2 separate regions of the Homo sapiens genome follow, and region 2 is linked to region 1. Evidence: read pairs that join two places in POLR2A ChIA-PET (ENCODE). Cell type or tissue: HepG2. All regions are shown on one strand. Each heading gives the region's core, and the rest is flanking DNA. Links, peaks and the distances in the headings are about the cores only. Region 1 overlaps PAX8 (paired box 8). Region 2 holds the start of IL1A (interleukin 1 alpha).

Region 1 (15,197 bases), core at 3,479-11,478:
GCAGATTCCAAATATGGAAATATGGTGTTTGCCTGATGGAAAATTCCCGGGGAAACTTTGGAGAAAGAGGGCTTCATACCTAAACCAGTCAGATGAGGCCCTCAATGCTTGTCACTGACCTGGGTCACTACTGCGTCACAGCGTTGAGCTGGACATTTTTCTGGCTCAAGCCATGCATTTTACAGTTGAGGTAAGTGAGCAGTCTCCTGGGGTCGCCAGAAGGGAAGGGACAGAAATCCGGTCACAACCCTACACTCCAGGTCTGGGCCCTTTTAGCAATATCCCTCAGCCAATCTCTCCCAGGGGGAAAACAAAGGCAATAACCAGGGGCCGTGTTATTATGATATGATAACTAACAAAAGTTTAATAACACCAACCAGTTCAGCCCCTGGAATAACAGACCAGGCCGACCCTTTCCCGCTGCCTCAGCAAAGAGGGTGTTTCTAGGGAAGAAATGGCTATACTTTGCAAGTAAACACTTTCATCACCTTCATGACGACAAGAGCTCCAGGCCTTGTTCCTGCCTTCTTTCTTCCTCCTTGTCTGTTTCTCTTCCTTGTTTTCCTCCGGTGGGGAAATGAGTTTCCATTCTGACCAAGCTCATCTGTTTTAAGGATAATTTCTTTCCCGCTGCAGTTAAGTCTTCTGGGTGCTCTCATTTCCCCAGGGGGATGGATATATGTGGGGGTATTAATGCTACCCACAGCTGGGGGCCTCCCCACTGGGTTCCTCTAGGAGGTGAGGACAGGGGAATGATGTGACTTTGGGGGGAGGATGAGAGGGCCTGGACTGTGAGGTCCCAATCTGTGCTCCTAGCAAGGGCTGTCTGTGGCTGTCAGTGAAGCTTGCTACCAGGCCCCCATCTCCAGCAAAAAAAAGCAAACAAACATAAAACAAACAAAAAAGACGGTATTTATAAATGAACTTGTCTCTCACTGGGGCGGCTCCGGGCGTCTGGGCAGTAGGCGGATAAGCCTGCGCCCACGAGGTCGTGTTCAGGAGCAGGAGCTCGGGCTCCTGAAACTGGAGGGGAGGGTGCCTTGTCTGGGGGAGGTGCCTTGGCTTCAGGGAGGGTGCCTTGGCTGTGGAGAAGGCAGGAGAGAGTCTGACGGGAAGAAGACCATGGAGGAGGAGGGGAAGTGGGGGGGTCTCGGAGGGGGTAGGGGAGGGAGGCGCGGTGGGGGGGTGTTGGCTTCATGCTGTTACTAGTTTGATTTATCCCTAATGAGTTCTCAGCACATGGCTGCTCCCGGCTCACTCCAGGGGCCAGCCGGCCCGCCCCGACTCTGCAGCAACAGCAGCAGCTCGCTCAGAAAAGAGCCAATTTCCACACTGCACAGTCCGCTTCACTCAGGGGGAAATCACATTTCCCCGGGAGAGCCGCAGGCAGCGCTTCCCTCCACAGCCTGGCTGGCTGCCACCGGGCACAGATGCCAAGGAGCTGGGTCCCCCACCTCCCCTTCCCTCCCCATCCAAAGCCCCTCTTGCCACCTTCCAGGAGGCCTGAGCCCCTCCACCGTGGGCCTTAGCCCCTGCTGCTTCTCAAGGGTAGGAGAAAGAGCGAGGTCAGGGGAAGGAGAGACCTGTCCGCCCTGTCTGCCTGCTCCAGCTTCTTGCAGGAAGGAGAACCAGGCACCCTCCTTCTATGTGAAGGGCATGGAGATGTAGGGATGGGGTTGGTGACAGTGGTGTGTGCCTATGAGAGTGGGGACTCGTGGGGACAGGCGTCTGCCACCCAGGAGGTAATGACCTCCAGCGTCTGTGTCCCAGTGGTCCCCAAAGAGCCGCAGGAGCTGTAGACAGTAATGAGAAGAGCAAGAAGCCAAGGAGAGGGCCATGGGGCGAGGGCGATGGGGAGAGGACAAAGGGGAGAGGGAGATGGGGAGAGGGAGAAGAGGGGAGGGTAATGGGGAGAGGGAGAAGAGGGGAGGGTGATGGGGAGAGGGAGAAGGGGAGAGGGTGATGGGGAGAAGGTGATAGTGAGAGGGCACTGGAGAGAGGGAGGAAGGATGCTTCCTGGCATTTCCTGAGGAGGTCAGGGACTCCGAGCTCTCCCCAAACATTCCCTGTCTCTTTCCCTCATTCATAGCCCTGGAGACACGAATGTCTCTCAAACAGTCGGGAAAGGAATAATTGCTGTAGACTCAGTAGAAAAGGAAAAAAACTAGAAAACTAGAAGAAGTGAACAAAGGAAGGAGATAGAGGTGAGAGAGAGGGAGTTTCTTCCATGAGAACCATAGCCATGGCGGCTCGGTCACTTGGCGTCAGAAGGTAGCACAGCAGCCTGGGGCAGAGGAGCCACCAGCTCCTTTATGGAACATGGAAGGCTTTATGACCTTAAAGGTTAGAGAGGGGCTGCCAAAGGGCACCCTGAAGGGAGATTTAGGGCCAAGGATGGAGGGAAGTCTGAGATCAGCCTGGCACAAATCTGCCTGGTCCCAGTGCTTCTTCAGTTGAGCTCTGGGCCTTGCGTCCAGTCACGCTTTGCAGGGAGGGGCAGCAGAAGTCACTGTGCCCCAACTGGCCAAGTGACTTCTGCCGCCCCTCCCTGCAAAGCAAAGAGTGTCTGACATCTCTCAGAAGCCTGGCCATATCCAGATATCTGAGGCCTGACAATAGGATGCAGACTAGGCCTTGGATTAGGGGTAAGGCTGTGGTCCCTGCTCCTCTGCTGACTCGCTGAATGACCTTGAAAAAGTCAAGTTATCTCTTGGTCTCAGATTCCCCAAGTGCAAAATAAAAGGGGGCCAATATTCAGAATCAGAGATGTAAATGGATGTGAATGGGCTTTGTATGGAAAAAGAAACTAAGCCTGTGGAGAGGGTTATTACCACTTCTGAGGCTGAGGCAGGACAGAGATGCTGTTAAGCTGTGGGTGCAGGAGCTGCCTAGGAGGGAGCTCAATCCCTCCCTCCCCGCGGCCTCCCTCAGTCCTGATTGACAGGACTGATGCTGACGCCCAGGCCCAGTAGTAATGGCGTTGAGGTCTGCAGTCCCCTTCCTCTGGTGCCCACCCCCAGAGGACAAGGAAGTGTGAATTATCTTAAAGAAGGCTCATGGGTTTTTGTTTTGTTTTTGTTTTTTTTTGAGATAGAGTTTTGCTCTGTCACCCAGGCTAGAGTGCAGTGGTGCGATCTCAGCTCACTGCAACCTCCGTCTCCAGGGTTCAAGTGATTCTCCTGCCTCAGCCTCTTGAGTAGCTGGGATTACAGGCATGCGCCAACATGCCTGGCTAATTTTTGTGTTTTTAGTAGAGACGGGGTTTCACCATGTTGGCCAGGCTGGTCTCAAACTCCTGACCTCATGATCCACCCGCCTCAGCCTCCCAAAGTGCTAGGATTACAGGCGTGAGCCACAGTGCCTGGCCAGGAAGCCTCATGTTGGTATGGATGGGAAAGGTGTGTGTATTTTGGGTGGTGGAAGTGGGAGGATGGTGAGGGCAGGTGGGAGAGGGGAGATCTTAGCAACAGCCTCAACCTGTCTGTCTTTCTGTTTCTATTTGGAGGCTCCTGCTTCCACTTCCAGTAGGTTTCACTAACTCCTCTTGCCTGAAGTTGTCACCAGGGTTGAGTGTGTGTTTTTGAGTGTGTGTTTGGCACACAGAGGGCAGAAGATACATGTTTCTTAGTCTCACAACTCATGGCAAGGATATTGGAGAAGTAAGAGATGATGTGACAAGGGGAGGGGTTGGAACTAGCCTGGGGGCTGGCTTTGTAGGTGAGGACTCCCAGTTCCGCTGTCTCTAGTCCTGGAACTTTGTGGTAGAGGTTACGGGGTCACAGCAATTCTGTTCATCTGGTGGGCCCCAGGCAGGGTTCCAGCTGCCCCCTTTCCCAGCAAGAAACCCACTGACCTGCCAGAGTTGGTTGGTCCACATGAATTTCCTGCAAGCTCCTAGCACCCTGGGCTGGCCTGGCCTGTGCTAGAACCTGAGGATGAAGAGGAGTGAGGGTAATGGACCAGGGAGAAGTTAAGAGTAAACTGCCTGGGAAGCTCAGGTGGTCTCTCTACATGAGCAGTGAAAGGGATTATTCCAGGGGGAAGGGATAGGCCCTCAGTGCTCTCAATGCCTCAGCAATGTTTTGGGCCCATCCTCATCCCCAATTCTCCTACAAACACACATACCACCCCCAGAGAACCCCTGGCTCCCCTGCACCATAAAGCGACCCCCCTTCACCTGCGACCACTCACAGAAGCCGCCCTCCCTACCCCAGGTGAAAGTGGCCCCTCGGCCAACCCTCAAAGCCCCCTGCGTGTCCTCCCTGTCCTTGCCATCCCACCTTTCTTCATTGCGTCCCCCCATGTGCCAGCCTGACTCCTCCCAACACCACCCCAAATGCCGGGGCACGTCGAATTGTCTTTCTTTCGCCCGATACATAAATGGCCTTATTTTCTGAGCCCGAAAAGGGGACCCATGGTTTGACCATGGGCAGAATATTGGATGGGTACTAGCCAAGGCCTGTTACATGGGGAACACATCCCACAGTCAACAAACACCCGCTCTGAGCAGAGGCTCCTGGCAAGCCCAGCTCACCTCCGGGAAAGAAAGGCGAGTTTTAAACCATGGTCACCTTAGTCAAAGCACAGCCCAAGCCCCTTTATTGGTTGTGAGTTGGAAAGGGTCTGCCGGGGGTACAGAGTGTCCCCAGAGGGGCTGTGGCTGTGAATGCAAGGGATCGCTCTATGGGCTCCTTGGGATGCTGTGCTCAAAGTGATTCTTGGGTAGGGAGCCCTCGGGATCCCAGAGGTTTGTGGTCAGGAAGACTCTCAGATGTCATGGATTCGGAGTCGCGCTGCAGAGGGAAGTTCTGCCATTGAAAAACCAGCCGCATCTCAGATCCCTTCAGAAGAGATGGATTTTCTTCCAGGAGGGTTCCCCCTGCCATGCCATCCATGGCAGCATCCCTAACCGCTCTTTGGGAGGCCTAAGGAGGTAAGAGCCCTCTCTCCCAGCCTCTGTCCTCCCAGCCCTGGAGTCCTTGGGCCCCTTCTATCTGACTCAATCCCAGTGTTGTTTGTCCAGCTGCCCATATTCACCTGGGCATCCCAGCTGCAGGCCCCTGCCCCCTTGTTCCAGCTGTGTCCCACATGGAGAAGGTCCATGTGGACACCAGACAGCCCCCTGGAGTGCAGAGCCCGAGCTGTCACATTGCATTTCCCAGATTTCCTGGAGGTGGTTGGCCTAAAGTGCTAAGTCTCTACAGCCTCCCTCACCTTGTCCTGGCCACACTACACTCTACCTCTCCATTCAGTCAGGTCAAATCTTTAGCAAATCAAAAGAAATTAAATCCCCAGTGGCAGCTCCAGAACCTCCACTGGGTCTAGAACCATTTGGCATCCCTGATGAGGACTCTGGGGTTTTGGGTAAAAGCGTTGGGCTTAGAGTAAGAGGACTTGGTTGAATCTACTACTTTTCATCTTGGACAAGACATCTCATTTTTTTCAAAGCCTCAGTTTCCTCATATGTAAAATGAAGCTGTATGTAAAACAGGGCTAATTTCAGCTTAACTTATATGAAGCCTTCCATACTGTGCCTGGCACACAAGAGAGCCCAGTCTTCTCTCTCCCTTCAGAGCTGTTTATGCAGGCTCCAGTCACAGCTATTCCCGGATCCCTCACTAACCCACCCTGCTGATTCTCTGGCTTCCTGTTAATAACAACAGCAACTCCTTGTGGGGAGTCTATGGTTGGCTCAGTACTGTGCTATCCTTGCATTTGCTCAGTGTTGAAGAACTTGGGATGAGTGAGGTACCCAGCGTTCAACGTGAATTAAAGGCAGAGGGAGAAGGCCAAGCCAGAGCTCTGGGGCATCAGATGGTCCCTTCCAGCCCACGGCCCCAAAGTGAGTTTGTCGGCTACTCAGCTCTGATGTTCTTGGGAGAAAGCCCAGCCCCGGGATGCCTCCTTCCCCAGCCAACCCCAAAGCCTGAGATGAAGAGCAATGGTTTATTGAGTCATGTGGTAATGGCAGGTTGTCTTTAAAAAAAGAAAGAAGCATCAAGGAGAGAAGCCCCACAGGGCAAAGAGAGACATTTCACTCAGAGGCCAAAGTCTGGGGGTTAGAAAGAAGGAAGCTTGACCCAAACAAAGTTTCATTTACAGTATATACAGTCAGGCCTTGGGGGCAGGAGCTGCTGGGGAGCAGAGAGGGACCCTCTATCGCTGGCTTCAGGGGGTGCCTTGGGTCCCTTCAGTAGCTGGTGGGCGTGAGCTGCAGGAAGCACATTTGGCTTGGCAGGAGCTGTCAGGAAGGGGAAGCGGGTTTCCTGCGATTCTGCCTTGTTCTGCCCTGGGTGAAGCCGCACACCACACCTCACCTCCCAGGGGCCCAGGCCCTGTGGAATGTCTGTTTTAAGCTCCCTGGGGCTGGCCTGGCTGACGGCAGCTGCCAAGGGGATGCCGCACTGCAGGAGGACCTGGGGTGGTGCTATACCTTCACAGCAGCAGGCAAAAGAGGTCAGCTGACAGCCTGGTGGAATTTCTGAGGGACTCGCTCCAGCCCTCAGCCCATGCCCAAGAGGGAGGTGTAGAAAGAGCCAAGCAAATGGAGTGGAGAAAGAGGACAGCCAGAGCCTCCGTGTGGGGCAGGCGGGAGGCTGAGGGAGGTGACTCCCTGGGTGGCTGGTGAGGAGAGCCTCGGCACCAGGCTGTGACTTGTGGGCTGGAGGGAAGTGCTTATGGTCCATAATTGCTAGAGTTGTGTTAATAATGGAGCCATGGAGGTGCCCTGTGCACCCCTTGGGCCCGGGCAGGAACCATTCGCCATCCCCCCAAGTTCCTCGGCTATTGCTTCTTCTCTCCTTTGGTGGGTACCGGCTGGGGGCTACATTTCTTCTTCAATTTTGTCTTTTTCAGCATGGCATGGTTCTCTTTCCCTGGGACTCCTGCCCCTCATTAAGGAGTCTTGGAGGACAGTTTGGCCTTGTCCAAGGTCATCCTGTCTTTCATGGTTCATTAAATTAACCACACAGGGAGTGTGCCGCAATGCTGGACTTGTGGTTATTTTTCATGTAATAAATAAAGATTCCTTTGTGTGACTCTCTGGGGCCTGTCCCAGGCTGAGTCCTCCTGTTGCTCAGTCGCTCCCACTGTCCCCATGGCAACTACAGATGGTCAAAGGCCGTGGCAGTGGTGGGCGGTGCACTCGGCCTTGATGTGGAACTGTAATAATATGGGGAACCTGGACACATTAAAAAAAAATAACAACAACACTGCTGGTCAGAAAGGAAAATTGCACCATAGCCTTCCCTGCATCTGCTGACCTTTAAGACAACACAAGTTAATCATTCATTTCTCTGGCCTATCTGATCATCGAAGATTAACTCCTCTCCAGCCCTATTTCCTCCTTCTCTGGCCTCACCTTTGAGTTTCTGGCCAGAATGAGAACAGTGGCTTCTTGCCCCTTCCCCCTATGGCTGCTTTGACCTTCAACACCCTCGTTGCAATAGGGAGAGGGCAATAGAAAACAATTGCATGTGGAACCCCAAAGAATCAAGTGCACTGAGAGGTCATTGGGATCCTCCCTAGCCTTGCCCAAACAGTGCCAGGACAGAGAGTCTTCTTTCTTAAGACCCAGGGAGATTAGACTGCTGAGGGGTCAAAGGGGATCTGGGCTTGACGGCCCTTAAGGTGAGGCTCTGCACACCTGCAGGATGGGCAGCCTGGGGAGGCTCAGTGGGAAGGTGCCTGAACCCTGGCATGTCTCATTGCCCTCGTCTTTTCTGGCTAAATTGAATGGAAAGCTGGGTTGGAGTTGAACTCATCTGGCAAACAGGGCCCAGGTCTGCCACCTTTCAAGTTATTTCTGGAATACAAAGAGGTAATGGGAGGAGAGGGGGTCTTGGGGAATGGATGGTTCCTAGCCTGCAATGGTGCCTGTGGGGTTGGCCATCCTTGGATCACTGCTTCTGTCTGGCTCCGGTTTGCTCTGATACACCCAAGGCCACCACTCAGGGAGGCTCTAGTGGGATCCCTCAAGTCCCCCCATTGGTGGGGTTTTGCTTTGCTGAAAAGCTTCTCTTCCCAGTTCAGGACCCCAGGACAAGAGAGGGGTGAAGAGAAGCCTGGAAGCTCGCTGAAGCTCACTCTCTGGACCTCGACCCTGAATACTGTCTTCATCTCAGGCTAAATATGGGGAATGTGGTGGAACAAAAGATTTCTGTTTAAGGGTTTGGTGCTGAATCATGAGTATTTCTGAGCCACTTAGATGGTTAATGGGGGCAACAGGATGGCATTCTTGAAACTGGCTCCCAGGAAGGAGGGCAGTTACATTCTGGCGGGTGCCCTGCGTCAGTGTCTGCACTGTGGGACTGTAAGCCGTGGAGGCAGGAGGTCCTCTCTTAGGCTTTTCTCAAGTCCTCCCTTGTCCTCCCCTTCAAGGCCTGAGCCCTGAATCTTACACAAAACAAAGATTTAAAAGACATGGGCTTGAGAAGCAGGAGGGAAACGAATGCCTGGAAGCCTCTGGACTTCTGCCCTCTTTCCCCAAACAACCAGGTACACTGCCCTCCTGCTGCCTTCTTCCATCACAAACAGCACCATCTCCCAGGCCCTCTGTATAATCTGAGGACTCCCAGCTTTCAGGTAACCTTTGACCCACCCTTGCCCCCCACCACTCCATCCATCCTGCCCAGCAGAGGCCTGGGCAGCCCCAGGGACTTACTCAGCAAGCTGGAGTTGGGGAAGCGCCAGGCCTCGCTGTAGGAGGAGTAGGGGGTGTGGCCATAGGCATTGCCAGAGTATTCACTTCCTGTTGGAGGCACACAGGGGAGAGGCCTGTGAGGTGAAGGGCATCAATGCAGGGCTGGGGTGTGGGAAGGTCTGCAGGGCTGGCAATGGGCAAGCTCAGGAATGGTTGGGGAGACAGTTGGAGCCACGGCAGGGACAATGGAGCTCAGAAGGTCCCTCTGTCATCCCTTTTGGAACCCATCGATCTGGAAAATTTGGGGCAGTGTCCTTTTCCGTAGGTACTGGAGGCACTGGCTTGACATACTACAGCCCTCCCAGGAGGCCCAGAAGGTAGATGTTATAACTACCCCCATTTTCCAGATGAAGAAACTGAGCCTCTGGGATCTGCGGAAGCTCCCAGAGCTGGAGGGTTTGGTGGAGCTGGGAAACTGTGCTGTGAGTGTAGGGCCCAGGGACTAACTGCTCCTTCTGCTGCCTGGACCTTCTGGAGAAGGGCTCTTCTGGGAGGGCCCCACAGCAGGGGTATGGGGTTAGGGGCCAAAGAGGACATCCATATATATGAACCTTTTAGCCTCGCTAGGTATGAGTGTGTGTGTTTGTGTGCATGGGGGGCTGAGGGGAGGTGTGAGGGTTAAGGATGGGAGAGGAGGGAGAGCCCCAGAGGGCACACACCCTCAGGAAGCTGTGTCCTGGGACTTGGAGTAGTTTGTTGTTCCATCCTGAGTCTGCCGCTTTAAGCAAACTCAACGTATAAATTTACACAAAGTAAATCAGATCACCTCCTTCTGTTAATGGATTCTTGAGTTTTCCAAAGGAATTATTTACCGAAGAAATTACTTAAGAATTCCCTTACATAACAAAAACAAAGTCAAACTGATCACCACAGCTACTACCGGTGCTTGGTAAAGAGCTTAAAGTTTGTAAAGCACTTTCCCATACATTATGATCTTTTATTCTCAAGACTACCCCATGAGGTACTCATGGATACTACCAATTTATAGAAAAGGAAACTGGAGTGCAGCATGATTAAGCAGTTTGCCTCAAATCACACTGTTGTTAAATGTCAGAGTAGAACTCGACCTTAGGGCTCTTGACTCCAAATTGCAGATAATCCCTTTATTCACTTATGCGATAATTCCATTTACAAAGCTAGATTCCTGCCAACCCTGAGACTCAATGAATGTCCACCCAGCCTTTCAGAAACTCACCTACGATTGGGAGCTATGTGGTTCTGAGTCTCCTTCCCCAGACTCTTTGGAGGGGTTGCTCGAAACTCCCTGACTCTGGAGCTGACCTGTCTAGAGTCAAATCCTTACTTCCCATTTCCTGGTTATGTAAACTTGGACAAGTCACTTAGCCTCTCTGAGTGAGTGACTTACAGGTGAACCTTGGTTTCCTTATCTGTAAAATGGGCCAAATAATTATCCCTATCTCATTTGGTTTAATGAGAATTAAATGACAAAATATGTATTAAATGCTTAGCACCATGCTTCAAATATACAGGGAGTGCTCAATAAATCTAAGCTTTTATTATTTTCCCATTAAACAGGTGCGAAAATAAAGCTCAATGGAGGCTTAAATCAGTCATCCAACCAGTCTTAAGGCCTGGGTTGGGGTTAGTGGGAGCTGCTTTATTGCCAGACAAGTAGGCATTTATACAGGAAGAAGAGAGATGAAGAGGAGCAGCCTAAAGCAGAGAAAGGCTACTGGATCCTCTCCTTGTCTAGGAAGTCAATGACGGACTGAGAACACAGTAAGAAAGTTCCTTAGGGGCAGAGACTAAGTCTAACGTAAATCAAGCAAAAAACATGGGTAAAAAAAGGAAGGGGGTAAAGAAGTAAAAAAGCAAAGAAAAAAAAACCTAAGAAATAATCTAATCGAAACATCTATTTAACAGATGAAAAACTAAGAAATAATCTACTCTAAACATCTGTTTAACAGATAACACAGCTGTGACATAGGGAAGTAAAGACATTTGGCCAAGGTCACATATTCAGTGAAAGCCAGAACTAGAACCCTGGCCCCGTCCTTCCACAATGGCACTCTCTCTTGCATCTCCCAGTGCCAACTGCCTCCTGTTTAACTCAGGTCTCCCGGGTTTCAGCCGATTCTCTACTGGCCACACAGCAAGGGCCCTCTCACCTTTTACCACACCCTACCCAATGGCAAACACAGTGAGCTCTAGAGGACAAGGGAGAGAGGTGGAAAACATGATGTGTTTACCCTCTCATTTTGTCACTCATTCATGCATTCACTCACTCACCCACTTATTTATGTATTTAACTACCATTTACCGAGTACCTCAGTCACATGGAACCTGGGGCAGGGGATGGAGCTCGGTAGGTGGTACACACCTGGGTGTGGCATCTTCCCGTCATCAGATGTGCCTACCTGCTTGCAGTCACAGCAGATGAAACGTCTCTGCCCCGATGAAAGGCCAACCCTGCCTCTTTGCTCTGCATCCCACCCTACTCACCTTTCCAAGGATTTGGCCGCTCCAATGATCCCGTTTTCTGTTTCATCAGTCTCTCCCTTCACCCTGCAAACATATTCTGCTATCTTCTGTCTTTAAAAAATCCTCTTCCTATCCCCACATTCCTCTCTAGCTACCAGTGCCTTTCTCTGCCCCATGGTCTCTGCCTTCACCTTCTTATCCCTTCCTATCAGGCCAACTCTGATCCCCTCAAGTCCCCACAGTCTCTAACTCCATCATACCAATGGTCACTTCTATATCCTCAATTCCCTTGACCTTTTAGCTCATCCCTGTCTCATGCCTTTGGGTTTGTGATGCCCAGTCTTCTGTTTGCTTTGTAACTCAGTTGTCTTTCCTACTCATTCTCCTTGCTGTTCCTTCTCTGTTAGAGCTCTAAATTGTTGAAGAACCCCAGGCTTGGTTTCTAGTAGTCTTGTCATTAAATGACAGCTTTGTGCAATGGCTGAAATTTATACTCTAGTCAGGATTCTTTCCTGGCTTCAGACACACATGATGTACCTGCTGACTTATTAAAACTGGACATTTAGTAGGCATCTCAATCATAACACGGCCCAAAAAACTCTTGATTTCCACTTGCCATCTACTACATCACTTCCCCTCCTGGTCTGCCATATATATACTTGCCACCATCATCCATGCCCCAAACCTACAAATGATTCTTGTTTCCTCTATTTTCTCATCCCAACAGCCAATCTACCAGCAAGGTTTGCTGGCTTTGCAACCAAAATATATTTTCAGGGTCTCTTTTTCCCTCCTTCACTGCTAATTCCCTAACTCAAGCCACTGTCATCTCTTGCAAGAACTACTGCAACTGTCCCCTAACTGGTCTTTGTGCTTTCTCTCTTGACTATGTACAATTCATTTTCCTAGAAATCAGAGTAGCCTTTTAAAACTCGACCCAGCCACTACAATTTTGTGCTACCATGCTAAACTAGTTCCTGCCTTAGGTCCTTTGCCCTTGCTGTTCTTTGGTCCAGGGATGGTCTGCCCCAGTTTATCACTTGAATGGTCACTTTGAACACCTTCTCAGAGAGGCCTCCCCTGACAGCCCAATCTAAAGTAGTTATCTCCTCTCCCTGTGGCTCTTTATTACATCATCCCATTTTATTGTCTTCACAGACAATAAATTATTATGTTCATTCATTGACTTATTTATTGTCCATTTGTCTTCACCATTAGGTTATAAGCTCCAGGAATAAAGGAATCTGACTTATTCACTGCTGTATCCCCAGCATCCTATACAGTAGACCTTCAACCAGTATTTGTTAAGTGAAAAAGTGGTAAATGGATGGAAGGATGGAAGGATGAATGAAAGTGTGAATGATGGAAGGATTGATGATGAAAGGATGGATGGGTGAAAAGATGGATGGAAAGATGGACAGATAAAAGGATGTATATATAGAAAGATGTATAGATTAATGGAGGAATAGATTGAAAAGGGGATGAAAAGATGGATATAGGAGAGGAGGGATGGGTGGAAGAATGGATGATGAAAGGATAGATGGAAAGACAGATTAAAGGATAGTTCTATGAAAAGATGAATGGACGAATGAATATGGATGGAAAAATAAAAGGATTGATGGAAAGATGGATGGATGGAAAGATGGATGATAGATAACTGAAAAGACAGATGAATTAAAAGATGGATGGAGGGACCAGGCACAGTGACTCACACCTGTAATCCCAACACTTTGGGAGGCCAAGGCGGGCAGATTGCCTGAGGCCAGGAGTTCGAGACCAGCCTGGCCAACATGGTGAAACTCCGTCTCTACCAAAAATATAAAAATTAGCCAGGTGTGGTGGTGGGTCCCTGTAGTGACAGCTAGTGGGGAGGCTGAGGCAGGAGAATCACTTGAACCCGGGAGGCAGAGGTTGCAGTGAGCTAAGATCACACCACTACACTCCAGCCTGGGCAACAGAGCAAGACTCCGTCTCCAAAAAAAAAAAAAAAAAAGGAAAGATGGATGGAAAGATGGAAGGATCGGTGGAAAGGTGGAGGATGACGGGATGGATGATGAAAGATAGAAGGATAGATGGGAAAATGCATGGATGCGTGGAAAAATGTATGGGAAGATGAATGAGTGGAAAGATAGATGACTGGATGGATCCATGTGTCTGGAGCTGCTGGTTCTGCTCTAGAACTGGTTGAGAATCATTGACTGTTAATGGAGTCAAAACAAAAAATAAAATAAAATAAAATAAAATAAAAAAATAAAATAAAATAAAATATAAAATAAAATAAAATAAAATAAAATAAAATAAAATAAAATAAAATAGAAACAGAAGGTGAATAGACAAGGGAAATCTGTCCTAGCCCTTTTCCTGTGCTCCTCTCTTGCAGCTTGTGTCTTTATTTCTGGTATGGTAGGAGGCAGTATGGTGTAGAGGAAAGAGCTTTAGACTTGAAATTGAAAAATCCGTGTTTGCATAACTCAGCCACTTAGTATGATTATGACCCTGAGCACACCACTTTGCTTTTGCTTCAGTTTCCTTATCCATAAAACTGGGATAGTATTAGCCTCTTAGTCTTATGGTCAGGGTAAAATTAGAAATAAAGTTATACATATTTGAATGGCTAGACATGCAAAAGTACATAATAAGTGATCACTTCCTTCCTTTCACAATTGATTGATGAATGTCTTTGGCATGCCTTGCTTTAAGCATTTATCATGTACCTAACATGAATGCAGTAGGTGTTCGATGAAAGTTTATTCACTTTAATTGCAGGAGTCCCCATTCAACCAACTGGGAGATTGCAAGCAGTGGTAAGAGACGGACATAGAATTTTTCCACAAAAAAATTTCCTTAAGAATTCATTTGCACAGTGCCATTCCTAGGAACCAAGTGATTCATTTAAATAGTATTGCATTTTCTAAAACTGATTTTCATGGAACTCACTGGGAGCCCAACTGTGTAGGGCAAGGTCCCTCCTTTGTGGATTTCACTTGCAGTCAGTGTCCTAGTTGTGCTATTTTTTTTCTTTTTCACAGAACCCACTCAGGATTCTTTCTGGAAACAACCTGGGGGACTTTGATGAGAGGCTCAAGCCTTCTAGCTACCTCACAGGTCAGACTCTGGGCCCCAGGAACCCCTTGCCCTGGGCCTGCCCTCAGGGAATGATTCATAATTAAGAGAAAAGCCTTGTGCTTTATGTTTCTTCCTCCTCCTCTAAGCAGGCGGCAGGGGAAGGTGGAGGGGTTGGAAGGGGAATGGGGGGAACCGACTGGAGACTGGGATTTTGATTGAGAGGCCCCATTATCCACACTCTTAAAAAAATAACCGAATCTTTTCCTTTTTTATCTTGACCAATCTCATTTCACGCTCCAGAAGAGGAAGGGAGGGAGGGAGGGAGTCCGGGGCCAGGAGGGACAGAGGAGTCAGTATTCTGTATTTTCAACGCTGCATTAAGCACATCGCCACGGTAACCAGGCAGCAACAAGTGCCAGCTCAGCAGGTTCCCAGGGAGCACAGAGCATTTCTCCCTCCCTCTTTCTCTCCCTCCCTTCCCTCTGCCCAGGAGATCCCAGCCCACCTGCCTCTGCATAGGGTGCCCAGAGTGGGTGGCTGGCAAAGATTAACTCCTGCCGGCAAGGAAGGGAAGCAGGCCTAGGTAAATACGCCAAGTCTCTGGGGTCACAGCCAGAGAGGCTGGCCTAGGGCTGGCATGGGGGTCACAGATGCCTTGTGTTCAGAGCTCTTTCCAGAAACTCCAGGTCCCAGGCCTTTTTGACCAGTGACAATGGCTCAATTATGTCTCATCCATCCCAAAGTCTTCCCTACATGGCTCCTAAAAAATTGAGACTTGCCCAAGGAAACTCCCATTATCTTCATTTGTCCAGACCTTGTCATCTTGAATCATCATTGGATGATGACTGGCAGACAAAGAAACCCAAATGACTGGCAGGCAGGTTCCAGAACAGTCCAAATGAGGATGGAGAGCTACTCCAGGCTCATTTCATCCTCTATAGTACTCTTAGAGTACCTAGAACCCGGGTCCTATCCATGCAGGCTTGAG
Region 2 (15,197 bases), core at 3,934-11,933, 430 kb before region 1:
CAACAGAGGTAGTGAGGAGGATCTCCATTCTGGTCTTAGGTAACTGGTGTTTCATTAGGCTTCCCTCCCTCTCTCCCTTTTGTCTCACCTTCCTTCCTCCTTCCAGGATAAAAAGATGATTTTTTTAGGAAGACTTTTTCATTTATTTGCATGCTCAAAAATGAGATGTTGTAACTAAATAGGTTAACAATGATTGTAGTGAGTGGTAGCTTTCCAATTAGTTCCCTCTCAGGAGGTTAAAAATCTGCTTAACAATGCTCAAAATATTTTAGAAATACTCCTTTGGGGACAGCTTTTAAAGCCAGTACTGAAGACATACTAGGCAGTACTTATAGTGTCTATTTGTGGTCTCCAAACACAATAACACAGATTGATGAGTGGCTGTAGACTTCTCACTTTCAACTGGCTTGCTTCCTCTCTCTCAGCTTCATGTTTGGAGACTTTCTCTAACCTCTGATGCTGGTGTCAGAGAAGACAACCACAACACATCACGTTAGGAGACAGACACCTGGTGAAGCGGCCTGCGGGGCCTTTCTCAGGATGGCATAACTAACATCCTGATGAAGCCTGCCCCAGGAGACTCCAGTTCTCAGGGATTTGGGATGGTTCTGCTCTGTTCTGGGAGAAGCCAATGCACATCAACTATTAGTTTAGAGAGGCAGCTGGTCTCACTTATAATGAAAGACAGGTCTCTGGACCTCTAGTGAGGGTAAAACAAAAGTATTGAAGATTCAAGTCATTGCTGTTCTCTTTGGATGAAGAAACCACTGTGTAAGAATAGCAGTCCCATGAGAATTACAGTCATTTGCTTACCTGATTCAGAGACAGATGATCAATGGAGGAACTGTCTTCTTCATTTTCACTGTCAAAATAAGATGATGAGAATGTAATTGTTGTTATTTCAGTGTGGTCTCTGGCCAATGTACTTTAATGACCATGATAGTTGTGGGTCACACACATACACATGGCCATTACTGTCATCTTTGAAATTTAAGGACTTCTACACATACACATAGGTAGAGTAATTCATATCTTACTAATCTGGAATTAGTAGTCATCAAGACAGGCTTTGAGCTTTACCTGTGCTTTATCTGTAAAAATTGGACTTGGCTAACAAATTGAAGAGCTTTAATTGAAGTTCAGGGAAGAATGTTAAGCTCCTTTAGAGAAAAGAAAGGTTTTGAAGCACTTCCTTTTTATTTTAACCAAATAGATTATATGTTACACATTACTTTCATGTATTCACTAAAACAGATTTCATAATTTATACTTAGTAAAATATCCAGGCAAAATTTTGACAGCCTAGTTTGTGTTAGTATTTACTACAGATAATGGAAACATCATGTTAGTTTAATATGTTCCGTAATTTTATCTTTGTGTTCATTTACCTTTCTTCTACATCTGAGTGAGATTTGCCTGCATATGTGAGTTCACATGCCCAGCTTGCTGTGGAGCCATTTCCTGTTCCTGAATGAGATCAAGTTTTCCTGAGAATGGACCAGTAAAACCCATTCTTATATCAGGGCATGTGATCTCAACAGAGGCTGTGTCTAAGTTGATGCTGATATTCATGTAGGGCTCAGCAGACCTCAAAAATAATTTTTCTAAAATGGCGGTCTCCCTGCCAATGTAATCTCAGTTTAACATGCTGAATGCTTAGTTTTTCTGGGTCTTCTCTGAACCTGCTCTGACTTCAGGACTAGTACACATCTCTACAACCTCTGCCGGCCTGCCCCCATGCTGGCCACTGTTATGCCTAGCTGGATTCTGGTGAGCCTTGAAACCCTCATTAAATCACAAGAGATAAATCTTATTCCTTACCTGTAACAGTTCTTCAGGTCTTCAAACATGTCTGGAACTTTGGCCATCTTGACTTCTGCAACAGAGAACACCAGCCACCATCAGCTCAGCCAGCCTCTAATCCAGATATCTGTGAGGGGAGCCCCTCCTCTTTGTGCTTCCTGAAAACTTTGTTGAATGACTTAGTCCACATTCAGCATTTTCTCCATCTTCTAGCTCCTTTGAATTAGTTTGCTATGTACCTGTCTCCTTTATTAGATCGTAAACTTCTTTTAGAATGTTTTATTTATGTTGGTATTCCTTATGTGCCCAACCTAATGTATTGCCAGAACAGGCATTCAATCAATGAAAGTTTGAAGAGGTTACAAAAACACCACAAGAATAAGGTATTTGCCTTACACAGAGGTAAGAGAGAGACAGAGTTGGAAATTTTCAATTTTCTCCTAATAATTTTGGATAGTAGAGATTCCCTCCCATGAGAAGCCTCAGTTGTATTCACCCATGCCCTCATAGGAAACTAGTTCTGCTGTCCCTCAGTATAACGAATCAGTCCTTATCAGCAAAATGAGAGAATCATTTTCTGAAATCTGACTGTAATTCTAGGTCACATACCAAACCAGGGAGGGACAAGAAAAGAAAGGAGAGGCTGTAGCTTTAGAGAAGGCAATGTGAGAGAAAACAGCCAAAGAGAAAAACAACAACAGAAAATACTTTAATAGCCAGAGATGTGAGGACAATACCTTTGCTGACTCAAACGCCAATGAAATGACTCCCTCTCTGGCTGGCAGCTTAAGCCTGAGTCAGTCTTCTTCGCCTTTTGTAATTGTCTTAAGTAGGCGTGGCTACGTGGCTACAAGTGCGTCGTCAAAACGGGGAATTTACAGGGAAGAATTCAGTTTTGTATTTTTCTATGTTCATTCAACTCGATACTGGCTAAAATAGTGAAAGATGGCATAGCTGATATTATTGTTGTTTGCAGATATTCCAGAAGTTATTGATTTGGTTCATTTATTCACCCCTTTGCTTTATAAGATGACAAACATGTAGTCTTAGAAAAAGGGAAGCGCGGGAAACTTATCAAGTTTCTAGGAGGAAGGGAGAAATCGTGAAATCCGAAGTCAAGGGGCTAGATTTGGAGAGGAATTTATTAATAATAATAGTTCTAATAGTAGCTGTAGTTGTGTTCTGGCTGAATTTGTTGATTGTGCTCCAGGGTGAATTGGCAGAATACTTGGCAGCTCCTGGCAACTTTTGAGGGAAAATGAGCCATCTTTTCTGAAGAGGGAAGTTTGCTTGATTAAGGCATAAATCACCTCAGAGTTTGGGGTGACAAGCTCCTGGTTAGGGCAGGGTAGAGAAGAGAACAGTGGTATTTGAGCACAAAGAAGTCTTGATCCTCTTACTCTTCTGAATATTGTCAACACATTTCCTATAGAGGGGATGGAGCTTCAGGAGAGAACTCTCCACCCTGGCCCTGTTACAGTAAAGTAGCCCTCTACCAAGGACCAGAGAGAAGCCTGGTCTTCTGTAGGATATGCCCAAGGTGTGTCTTCTGTAGAAGAAGGTGTGTGCAAGCCCCGGGAGGTATGCGTAAGGCCTCAGCCAGAAGCCAGTGGCTAAGTTTGGGAATGGAGATTGGGAGAAAGGAAGGCATGGATTTTTACATATGAGCCTTCAATGGTGTTGCCTGGTTACTATTATTAAAGAATTTCTCAGCTTTTATAATTCCTGTGGCCAGCCTAGTTCAGGTGGTAGAACACCAGACTCTTAGCAAATGAATGTTTTGGGTTCCCAGTTGGAGTTTAAGCCATGTATATTTTAAATAGAGGAAATGAACTAGGTGTGATGGCATGCCCCTGTAGTCCCAGCTATTCAGGAGGCTGAGGCAGGACAATCACTTGAGGCCCAGAGTTTTAGTCCAGTGTGGGCAACATAGTGAAGCCCCCATCTCTAAAAAATAATAAACGCAAAAAAGCATGGATCTGGGAGGAAAGCAGCTTGTGTGAGTTGGATAAAGTATTCCCTCTGTTCCTGTTTAATTGTAAATAATGGGGTTGGTTAGGTGTCATAAGGTCTATTGCAGGTGCAAAATCTCTTATTCTGATTTAATGCCAGTCTAATTCTCCTGGTCATAGACCTGGTGCTATAATAGTTATAACAGGAGCCACAGAAATAACCACACTTGGATGTAAGCAATGTAAGTGTAGCACCAGACTAGGGTAGAAGCTTGGGTGTCTAAGGATGAATCCTGAAGCAACAGTGATGCCAGCCAACTGGCTACATTTCTGCTTACCTTGGTTCCTCTTTAGGCAACACAGAAATGTTAATCCTGATTAACCCTCTCCTCCTGAGAATCTTGTGAGGGCTATTGCTAAGGAACAATTGCAAAGCACATTGTGAATGTGAGCTGCTATGGAGATGCAACTAAACAAAAATAATGACAATGCTAATGATGGCTTCAGTCACTCAAGAACCTGTATAGTCATCATTATAATGCCTCAGTTCACCAAAGAAAATATAGTTCTTATGAAAATACTGGCTTGAAAGCTTCAACAGGGATAACATTTTCAGGTGAAGGCCACCATTGAAAGCCTGAAGATATTTAGCTTCTGGGAGCAATGCATACCATCTCTTTGGTAATCCAGGAAAAAAACCCTGGTTCCACCAACATAGGCAATACCTATCCTGGTCCCATCCTCACTCCTCTGTTGTAAATAATTCCCCAAAGGTGGTTGTTGAATTTTTCAAAGAGAACTTGGTTGAGAAACAGCTAACTTGGGTTAGAATATCACCCAACCTTTTCCTTCACATGATCTTCTTGTAAATTGATTTTTAAAGGAAAACTAGGGTGGGTGAGGTTCAGAGAGAGGTGGGTCCTTGCATTGTTTTGGGGAGCCCGCTTTTCTGGGACTGTGAACAACAGTCACCTCTTCTAGGGAAGGGACAGTGGAACGTACTGGGCAGGGCTCTACTGGGTAGATAGTGGAACATACTGGGCAGGCCTGTGGTGTGTGCGTTGGGAGCCATCCTGTGACAGGGACTTTGGGTGGCTTCAGGCACCCACCTCTCGACTCTGAGGAGGCCTCAGGAAACCCTTAATGAGTCACTGTCATCTAAATCATTTAGGAAAAAAAAATTATTGTGCACTTATCCTATGCCATGGGTTTTGCTAGGAATCAGCAGTTTTTCCCCATGATCCACAAAATCAGATATGCAAGGTGAGATGATCTATGTTGGTGGGTGACTGGATATGTTTTATAAGATTGGAGCTTGTGGGTCCAAAGAATCACTGTGATGCGTTTCATGTGACAATTGTTTTATAGTTTACCTGCACTATCTCACTGCCTCCTCACTGCACCTACAAGAATTAGCTGATACTATCCTCTTTCACAGCTGAGGACCCTTGAAGAGGTTAAGTGACCAACCCAAGATCACAAGACTGATGAAACCAGTGCTTGAACTCAAGCTTCTGATTCCGAGTCCAATCTTCTCTTTCCACTGCATAAAGATACTCGAGTCTCTTATCACCACCAACACCAAGTGATGGCTTATAAAGATCATCCTTAGGGTCTTTCCCCCTCAAACGTGCTATCATTCAGTAACTCTAGGATCCTTGTTAAAAAAAAAAAAAAAACGGGGGTTGCGGAGAAGGGATTGAAATATCTCCTCTCCCTGTCTTCACCTCCTCTGATGAAATCTGATTTTATTCTGTGATATGTAAGACCTGAATGAAGGTGACTGAAGTAATTGGGTACATGGTTAGTGGTGGAATCCGGATGTGAACCTGAGTCATGGTCTTGCCATTGTTCCTTGAAGACAGGAAATATTTGTAAATATATTTGGAAGCAACTTTAAAATTGTTGCATGTGGTTGGGTCTAACAGAATCACTTGAATGAAGAGAAAAACATAACTTTTTCCTGTGAATTTTCAGGGAAATGCAATTATTTCCTTTCACTTGGTATAAAAGCTCTTCAGAGGAATAAAGCATGCATGAGCCAACACATGCAGAGACAATTGAGCCTTTAGTCGCAACTCATGCTCTAGTTATAATGTGTTTTTAAATTCCATGATAGCTACAGAGAAGGAGGAAAGGACTTAACATAACAGCCTACCATGTTCAAGGGATTATAATACATTATCTCATTTAATCCTCTCATGAAACCTGTGAGGTAGATGTTCTTATCACATCTTACAGAAGAGGAAGTCATGGTCTAGAGAAATTAAGCAATCTGCCCAAGATTGCAAGGTTACCAAGTTTCCTAAATGGGATCCAGACACCAGGGCATACACTTCTTCAACCATGAGGATGTCTCTTTTGCTTAATGTAGCTGCTTCCTTTCCTGTGTTCTTTTAAATTAAGTTTTAATTATTCTGCTTTATCTTAGTTTATTGAAGGTTCCAGAATATGTTAGAGAAGGATGCATGTCGGAGACCATCTAGTTTAAACTCTTACTTTTATAAAAGAGGAAACAGGGTACAGGGGAAGTATGGCCCGAGGTCACATGGAGAATTCATATGAGAGTGTGAGGTAAAATTAAAACTCAATTTCTTGAGTTCTAGTTCAAAGTATCCTACTACTTAGTGACCCTGGTGCCTTAGTGAAGAGAGAAAGAAAAGAAGAAATAATCTCTAATGGCTTCTCACCCATAAGTAAAAAAGGAGTGGCTGGGTGCCGTGGCTCATGCCTGTAATCACAGCACTTTGGGAGGCTGAGGTGGGTGGATCGCCTGAGGTCAGGAGATCGAGACCAGCCTGGCCAACATGATGAAACCCCGTCTTTACAAAAAATACAAAAAATTAGCTGGGCGTGGTGACAGGCATCTGTAATCCCAGCTACTCGGGAGGCTGAAGCAGGAGAATCACTTGAACCCAGGAGGTGGAGGTTGCAGTGAGCCGAGATCATGCCATTGCACTCCAGCCTGGGCAAGAGTGAGTCTCCATCTCAAAAAAAAAAAAAGTTACAAAGAATGAAACCCCGTTAAGTAAGTAAAATCAGCTATGATTCCTGCTATCCTGAAAGCTGACAGTGAAGACCTTCATCAACACTTTTCTAAATGAGTAGATAATTACAAACTGAGATAAGCACGGTAAGGGCGTGTGACATAAGCACATGTCTTAGACTGGGAGTGGACAGTTCAGTGGAGAGCAAAGAGGGAAAATTCCAGGCTGAGATAAGTCCCTGGGGGTCAAAAAGGGTGGAAGTAGGTAATTGGGAGTCTGGAGCTCAGAGAGAGGAGGGGGAAGGAGTGAGGGGTATAGGAGTGGAGAGTGAGTTGGTGAGATGAGGATGAGGAGGAAAATAAGAGCCAGGTAGTCATGGCCTTATGTAGGCTCCATAAAGTCTTTACTCAAAGTTTAATGGGAAGCCATTAAGAGTGGTATATATTGGTGACACAATCAGCTTTGAGCTTTTAAAGGATCACCTTTGTGTTTGTAAACAATTTCTAGATTTTAAAGCAGTAGACAAAGGACAGAGATTATATAAAGAAATGAGAAAGCTTCCACAAAGTGTACATGGAAACCAGTCTTTCTGCCTTAACTCAAACTGTGTGATGAAGGCAGCAAGTGCTTGGGAGCCCAGAGAGTCAAGGGATGGCCATGGCTTGGAGGATATGGAGCAATTCAAGTGGGCTAAAATCTGAAGTCCATAGCAGGAAGGGACAGCTTCACGTTCAGTCAGCAAATTTCTATTTAGCTACAATTACCTCTTCACCTTAGCTCATCTGTTCTCTGATGGATGTGCTTTTTTTTTTTGTTTCTAAATTCCCTTTTCCTTTTCTCTGGAGATGGGTGATTGATGTAGTCTGGGTATTTGTTCCCTCCAAATCTCATGTTGAAATGTAATCCCCAGTGTTGGAGGTAGGGCCTGGTGGGAGGTGTTTGGATCATGGGGGCAGATCCCTCATGAATAGCTTGGTACTGTCCTCTCAATAGTGAATGAGTTCTCCTGAGATATGGTTGTTTAAAAGTGTGTGGCACTCCCCCATTGCTCTCTTGTTACTGCTTTCGACATGTGACATCCCTGCTCCCCTTCGCTCTCTGCCATGATTGAAAGTTTCCTAAGGCTTCGCCAAAAGCTGAGCAGATGTGGGTGCCATGCTTGTACAGCCTGCAGAACTGTGAGCCAAAATAAACTTCATTTCCATATAAATTACCCAGCCTCAGATATTTCTTTATAGCAACATAAGAGTGGCTTAATACAGGCTGGGCATGGTGGCTCACGCCTGTAATCCCAGCACTGTGGGAGGCTGAGGGGGGTGGAACATGAGGTCAGGAGATTGAGACCACCGGCTAACACGGTGAAACTCCATCTCTACTAAAAATACAAAAAATTAGTCGGGCGTGGTGGTGGGCGCCTGTAGTCCCAGCTACTCTGGAGGCTGAGGCAGGAGAATGGCATGAACCCGGGAAGCGGAGCTTGCAGTGAGCCGAGATTGCACCACTGCACTCCAGCCTGGGCGACAGAGTGAGACTCCGTCTCAAAAAAAAGAAAAAAAGAAAAAAAAAAGAATGGCTTAATACAGAAAACTGGTACTGAAGAATGGGGCATATAGCTATAAAGATATCTAAAAATGTGGAGTCAACTTTGGAACTGGGTAATGGGCAAAGATTGGAAGAATTTAAAGGGCTCAGAAGAAAACAAGAAGATGAGGGAAAGTTTGGAACTTCTTAGAGACTGGCTAAATGGTTGTGACCAAAATGCTGATAGTGATACGGACAATGAAGTCCAGGGTGACAAAGTCTCAGATGGAAATGGGGAATTTGTTGGGAACTGGGCAAAGGTCACCCTTGCTATGACTCAGCAAAGAAATTGGGTGCATTGTGTTCATGTCCTGGGGATCTGTGGAAGTTTGAATGTAAGAGTGATGACTTACGGTAGGGTATCTAGTGGAAGAAACCTCTAAGCAACAAAGTGTGTTGCTTAGAAATTTCTTTCTTTCTTTTTTTTTTTTTTTTGAGCTGGAGTTTTGCTGTGTCGCCCAGGCTGGAGCGCAGTGGCGCAATCTTGGCTCACTTCAAGCTCTGTCTCCTGGGTTCATGCCATTCTCCTGCCTCAGCCTCCCAAGTAGCTGGGACTACAGGCGCCTGCCACCATACCTGGCTAATTTTTTAGTATTTTAGTAGAGACGAGGTTTCACCATGTTAGCCAAGATGGTCTCAATCTTCTGACCTCGTGATCCACCCGCCTTGGCCTCCCAAAATGCTGGGGTTACAAGCATGAGCCACCCCGCCTGGCCTGCTTAGAAATTTCTAAGCCAGGATATGGCCTGTCTGCTTCTAACAGCCTGTGCTCAGGGGTAAAGAAATGACTTAAAGTTGGAACCTATGTTTAAAATGGAAGTAGAGTCTAAAAATTTGGAAAATTTGCAGCCTGGCCTTGTGGCAGAGAAAGAATCCAAGTAGGCTGCAGAGCAATCATTGCTAGAGAGATTAGCATGACTAAAAGGGAGCCAAGTGCTAATATTCAAGACAATGTTAAAAAGGCCTTGAGGGCATTTCAGAGATCTATGAAGCAGCCCCTCCCATCACAGGTGCAGAGGTTTGGTGCACTAGGCCCAGAGGTTTTATGGGCCAGGCCAGGGCCACACTGCTATGCACAGCTTTGGGACACTGCTGCCCGCATCCAGGCCACTCTGCTCTGGCTCCAGCCTTGGCTCAAACGGGCCAAGATAGAGCTTGGACCACTGCTCCCGAGGGCACAAGCCATAAGCCTTGGTGGTTTCCATGTGGTGTTAAGCCTGCAGGTGCCCAGAATGCAAGATTGAGGGAGCTTGGGCACTTCCACCTAGATTTCAGAGGATGTGTCAGAAACCCTAGGTTCCCAGGCAGAAGCATGATACAGGGGCAGAGCCCTTGCAGAGAACCTCTACTAGGGCAATGCCAAAGGAAAATGTGGGGTTGGAGTCCTCACACACGGTCCCCACTGGGGCACTACCTGGTGATACTGTGGGAATGGGGCTGCTGCCCTCCAGACCCCAGAATGGTAGATGCACTGGCAGCTGGCACCCTGAGCCTGGAAAAGCTGCAGGCACTCAACTCCAACCCATGAGATCAGCCACATGGGCTACTCCCAGGGAAGCCCACAGAGGCAGGGCTGTCTAAGGCCTTGGGAGCCTACCCCTTGAACCAGCTTGCAGGACATGGAATCAAAGATTATGTTGCAGCTTTAAGGCTTAATGTTTTCCCTGTCAATTTCAGGCTTGTGTGGGACCTGTTGCTTTTTTTTTTTTTTTTTTTTTTTTTGGTCACAGGTGTTTGAACCAGAACAATTCCATCTTGAATAGGGGCTGGGTAAAATAAGGCTGAGACCTACTGAGCTGCATTCCTAGGAGGTTAGGAATTCTAAGTCACAGGAGGAGATAGGAGGTCGGCACAAGATACAGGTAGCGAAGACCTCGCTGATAAAATAAGTTGCAGTAAAGAAGCCAGCCAAAACTCACAAAGCCAAAATGGTGATATGGTTTGGCTCTATGTCCCCACCCAAATCTCATCTCAAATTATAATTCCCATAATCCCCACATGTTGAGGGGAGGACCTGGTTGGAGGTGATTGGATTATGGAGGCAATTTCCCCCATGCTGTTCTGGTGATACTGAGTGAGTTCTCATAAGATCTAATGGTTTTATAAGTGTTTGGAAGTTCCTCCTACACACATGCTCACACTCTCTCCTGCAGCTTTATGAAGAAGGTACTTGCTTTCCTTTCTGCCATGATTGTAAGTTTCCTGAGGCTTCCCAGCTATGCAGAACTGTGAGTCAATTAAACCCGTTTTCTTTATACATTACCAGTCTTGGGCAGTTCTTTACAGCAGTGTGAGAACTGCTGGCGATGAGAGTGACCTCTGGTTGTCCTCACTGCTCATTATATGCTAATTATAATGTATTAGCATGCCAAAAGACACTCCCACCATGACCCCAACAGTCATGCCTGTGCCGGTCTCAGCACCATGACAGTTTACAGATGGCATAGCAACGTCTAAAAGGTACCCCATATGGACTAACAAGGGGAGGAACCCTCAGCTCTGGGAAGTGCCTACCTCGTTCCCAGAAAGCTTGTGAATAATCCACTGCTTGTTTAACATATAATTAAGAAATAACTATTAAGCATCCTTAGTTCAGCAGCCCAAGCTGCTGTTCTGCCTATGGAGTAGCCATTCTTTATTCCGTTACTTTCTTAATAAAATTGCTTTTACTTTACTGTATGTACTCGCCTGGAATTCTTTCTTGTACGAGGTCCAGAGCCCTCTCTTGGGTCTGGATCGGGACCCCTTTCTGGTAACATTTTGACCAATTTCTCCCTTCTGGAATGGGAATGTTTACACAATGACTGTATCACTTTTGAATCTTGGAAGTAAATAATTTGTTTTTGACTTTACAGCCTCATAGGTGGAAGGAACTTGACTTGAATTTCAGATGAGACTTTGGACTTTGGGACTTTTGGGTTGGGGCTGGAATGAGTTAAAAGTTGGGGGGATTATTGGGAAGGCACGATTTTATTTTGCAATATGAGAAGCACATGAGATTTGGGGGACCAAGGGTGGAATAATATGGTTTGGATGTTTGCCCCCTCCAAATCTCACATTGAAATGTAATCCCCAGTGTTGAAGTGAGGCCTGCTGGAAAATGTTTGGATCACGGGGACAGATCCCTCATGAATAGCTCGGTGCTGTCCTCTCAATAGGGACTGAGTTCTCACAAGACCTGGTTGTTTAGAAGTGTGTGGTACCTCCTCCCTCACTGTCTTGCTCCTGCTCTTACCATGTGACATGCCTGGCCCTCTTTGCCTTCTGCCATGATTGGAAACTTCCTGAGGCCCTCACCAGACACAGATGGTCGTGTCATACTTTTTGTATAGCCTGCAAAACCATAAGCCAAAATAAACTTCTTCTCCTTGTAAATTACTCAGCCTTAGGTATTTCTTTATGGCAACACAAGTATGGCCTAATACAGTGATGAACAGGACTGCTTCCTCTTTTTCTTCTTTTTTGGAGAACTGTCCTTCTTTCCCTCTTCATGGATGCCCTTTAAAAATCAGAGTTCCTCAGAGAGCTTCCGGTGTGGCAGTCATGTCTGTGCCCGTCTCTCACTTTTCTTACTAATTCTGGTTATCTCATCAAAAGTGCATTTTTAAGAAATTCCCTTTCCTTTTGAGTCATTTTCTTTAGTGGAGTCAAGGTTATCTCTGGTCTGAGCTTGTTTTTCAACTTCCAGGAATAGCTTGTATTACTTTTTTCAGATTCTAAAACATGTTCATTAAATTTTGCTGAGGAAATATAAAAATATAAAGAAGAAAAGAAAATCCGCAATTTAATAACTAGAGATAATCATTGTTATGACTCCATTGTCTTTTCTTTCAGTCTTTCTTTTTTTCAAGGCATATATAGATTTGTTTTTAGACAATTAGGACACTAAAAACTTTTTTTGATATTTGGTTTCCTGAAATCTAGAGAGCATACATGTGGTAGGCAGTGCTCACCAAATACCTGCTCATTTGAGAGATTACTCGATTAATGTCTGTCTTAATTTCCTGGTCTCCCTTGCAGTTTAGACTGGGGACATGTGTTTTTTTCTGGCCAGAGAACTGTGAGAGGAAGTGATAGATGAGGTGTTGCGTGTCTTGGCTGATGCAATCAAGGGCCAGTGTATGCCTGTGTCACATAAACTTGCCCTGATGCAGCAACTTTGGAAGTCACGTGTTCTAGAGAATGTGCTACAAATGAATTAGGTGTGGTTGCAAATGCATGAGAATAGAACGACCTGTATTAGATGTATTAAGTCACTGAGATTTCGGAATTTATTTGTTACTGTAGTATAACCTTTATCTCAAATTCCTCTTTCACAAATCATTTTCTTCTTGGACAGAAATATGCCTAGATTAGCATTCCTCTGTCATATTCTCTACCTTCTGGGAGATGAACTTTCCAATAAGACAAACCCAGAAACTAATCAGATGCTTTCATGTTGGCCAAATTTGGATTCCAGATTAAATATAAATTAGCTGTGAAAATAAAATGGCCAATAATAAAGTTGGTACTGTTAATATCCCAGATACAAATCATGTAATAAATATATTACTAATCTAACATTTATATGGTGCTTTACAGTTTTTCAAAGCATTTTTCATAAACATAAATATAAGCATTCAACCTGATACAAGGCTTTTTATCCATTGCAAATAGTCAACAGTGAAGTCCTGTGCCAGTGCACAGTTCTCTCCTTCCTCCTTTTGGTGTGAACTCCTGGCTGCAGGGGAGGAAGGGACCCTGGTTAGGGCAATTGTGGCCTCAGACTGGGAGTGGCAGGTGTGGCATACAATGTGGCTGGAGACGCAAGAGACTTGGATCCTCATCCTGGCTCTGATCCTAATGAGCTACGTGACCTCCGGCAATTCCCACATGTCTCTGGGCTTTCCTTATCTATGAAAGGAGGAGATTGGACTGGCTAACTACTGGGGTTCTTCCAGCCCTGTTCATTCAGTATTTCATGACTACCCTGAACATGACCATGTTTTGCTTCATGGCACCTCTATGCTCTTGATAGATTGTGTTTGGTTGCTCAGGACCCATGCTAGACACATTCTCCTCAATAGATCTTTGTCTCATGCACAGTTGAGTTACATATACATACATGCTACGCTCTTTCTGCTTTACTTCGATGGCAAATTTAACTTACCACCCTGAGTATAAATATAAATTTTTTCTAGTATAGAAATATGTAACAGTTGCTGATAAATTAGAAGGAAATGGCCATTTAGCCATGTGTGTTAAGTGATTATGACTTAGCTTTATTTTCTAGAAAGCTTGACATACCTGAAGGACCACTGGGGCCTTTGATGATCTTCAAGAAAAGGACGCTTAGGTTTTTGAGTTTGAAAGTCTGGACAAGTACTAGAGCATTTTGTTAAGAAAATGCACATCTTAAAAAAATATGATTATCGTTTTCCCTTTCTGTACTCTTCCCTCCATGGGGTCTTTGTGCTGCCCCTAATAGGCCATTCTATCCCATGCAAAGTTGCTCAAAGTTACTGTGGCTCCCCAAGAGAGAACGAGCAGGATGAGAGAGTCTGAGCCTGGACTCAGGAGGAAGACCCAGGGCCTGGGGGGAGCAGGTATTCCTGTAGAGCACAGTTCCATGCAAACCTGCCTGAAGCCAGCTTGGTAACCTGTTTTACAACTCTGTCATGCATGAGGCACTGTGTTAGAAGCCCTGGGGAATGAGGTGGCAAAGAACACCACTTGCCCTTAACAAGCTTTTAACTTGTGAGGAAGGCAGGTGGAGATGACTGTGATGCCAGCAGAATAGAGAAGTGTTATAACAGAAAGGAAACAGAGGGATGGGGAGGGAGCAAGTGAGGCTAACAGAGTGAACACAGGGACGGTTTCTCAGACATTGCTATGTGTTAGCTTGAAGAGTTAGATTTGCATAGTGGAGGGAGAATGGACATTCCAGGCTGAGGAAATAGGATGAGGAAAAGCATAAGACATACATTTCATGTTTGTTTCTCCTACTTAACTTTTTAGAGCTTCCATTGCCTCATCTGCAAAACTGGGATAGTAATTCTTGTTTTTTGTTTTTTTTTTGGTTTTTTTTTTGTTTTTTTTTTTTTGAGACGGAGTCTCCCTGTCACCCAGGCTGGAGTGCAGTGGCACGATCTCTGCTCACTGCAACCTCTACCTCCCAGGTTCAAATGATTCTCCTGCCTCAGCCTCCCAAGTAGCTGGGATTACAGGTGTGCACCACCATGCCCAGCTAATTTTGTATTTTTAGTAGAGATGGGGTTTCACCATGTTGATCAGGTTGGTCTTGAACTCCTGACTTCAGGTGATCCACCCACCTTGGCCTCCCAAAGTGCTGGGATTACAGGCGTGGGCCACTGTGCCTGGCCCTGGGATAGTAATTCTTACTTCACAGAGTTTTGGAAGGATGAGATTGTGTTTGTGAGACTGTTTGGTTTAGTGTCAGTTTCCTTTTCCTTCTCTCCAAATGTCCAGCCTTCCCCAATCTCTACACCTTTGCTCAATCTATTCTTCCTTTCAGATTTAGTCTCTCTCTCCCACCCATGGAATTTAGACCTTTCTTGGCCCTACTAGTCCAGGTCCTTCCTTGACTTAGGATGGAAAGCATAGATTTACTTCAGGGAATGTCAAATGTGGCTGGCCAAAAATAGAGTTAAAGCCCAATAAATTTGGAGTAGAATGCAAGCTTGTTAATAGTAGGTATAAAAGGCTGGAATAATTATTGAGGGTTATCAGTTCTTTCATTAATTCATTCACTGACTCCTTCATTCATAAAAGATGGGGATCTTTGATTCAGGAACATGCTTAGAGCTAAGGACTGTGTGGGAAATAAGAAAAGCGTGGTTCCTAACCCCATGGTGCATCCCTACTAGCAGAGAAA

The links. Peaks named below come from ENCODE experiments on the same cell type or tissue, not always from the same donor. Only the 100,000 strongest peaks of a DNase experiment are listed, where the experiment ranks them.
Region 2: POLR2A ChIA-PET joins it to region 1 with 8 read pairs; 1 of 35 experiments calls an interaction of 5 or more read pairs at or near these places.

What each region holds. Positions count from the first base shown.
Region 1 is chr2:113,211,430-113,226,626 of GRCh38, forward strand. It overlaps PAX8 (paired box 8), which reads right to left. Exons shown (of 12, transcript NM_003466.4): 11 at 8,663-8,749; 12 at 4,568-7,180. The coding sequence ends at 7,104. Among named protein-coding and RNA genes, the nearest start is that of PAX8-AS1, 17 kb to the right of the region's middle. RefSeq lists a silencer at 763-1,057. In HepG2, for the core only: a CTCF peak has its summit at 6,428; DNase peaks (open chromatin) are centred at 6,442, 7,092, 8,132 and 8,722; H3K4me3 peaks cover 2,339 bases.
Region 2 is chr2:112,781,903-112,797,099 of GRCh38, forward strand. IL1A (interleukin 1 alpha) reads right to left here and starts at 2,591. Exons shown (of 7, transcript NM_000575.5): 1 at 2,541-2,591; 2 at 1,822-1,876; 3 at 814-862. The coding sequence starts at 1,868. RefSeq lists enhancers at 8,390-8,684, 11,693-11,782, 11,813-11,862, 12,154-13,353. In HepG2, for the core only: no CTCF peak of the experiment used is centred there; a DNase peak (open chromatin) is centred at 8,579.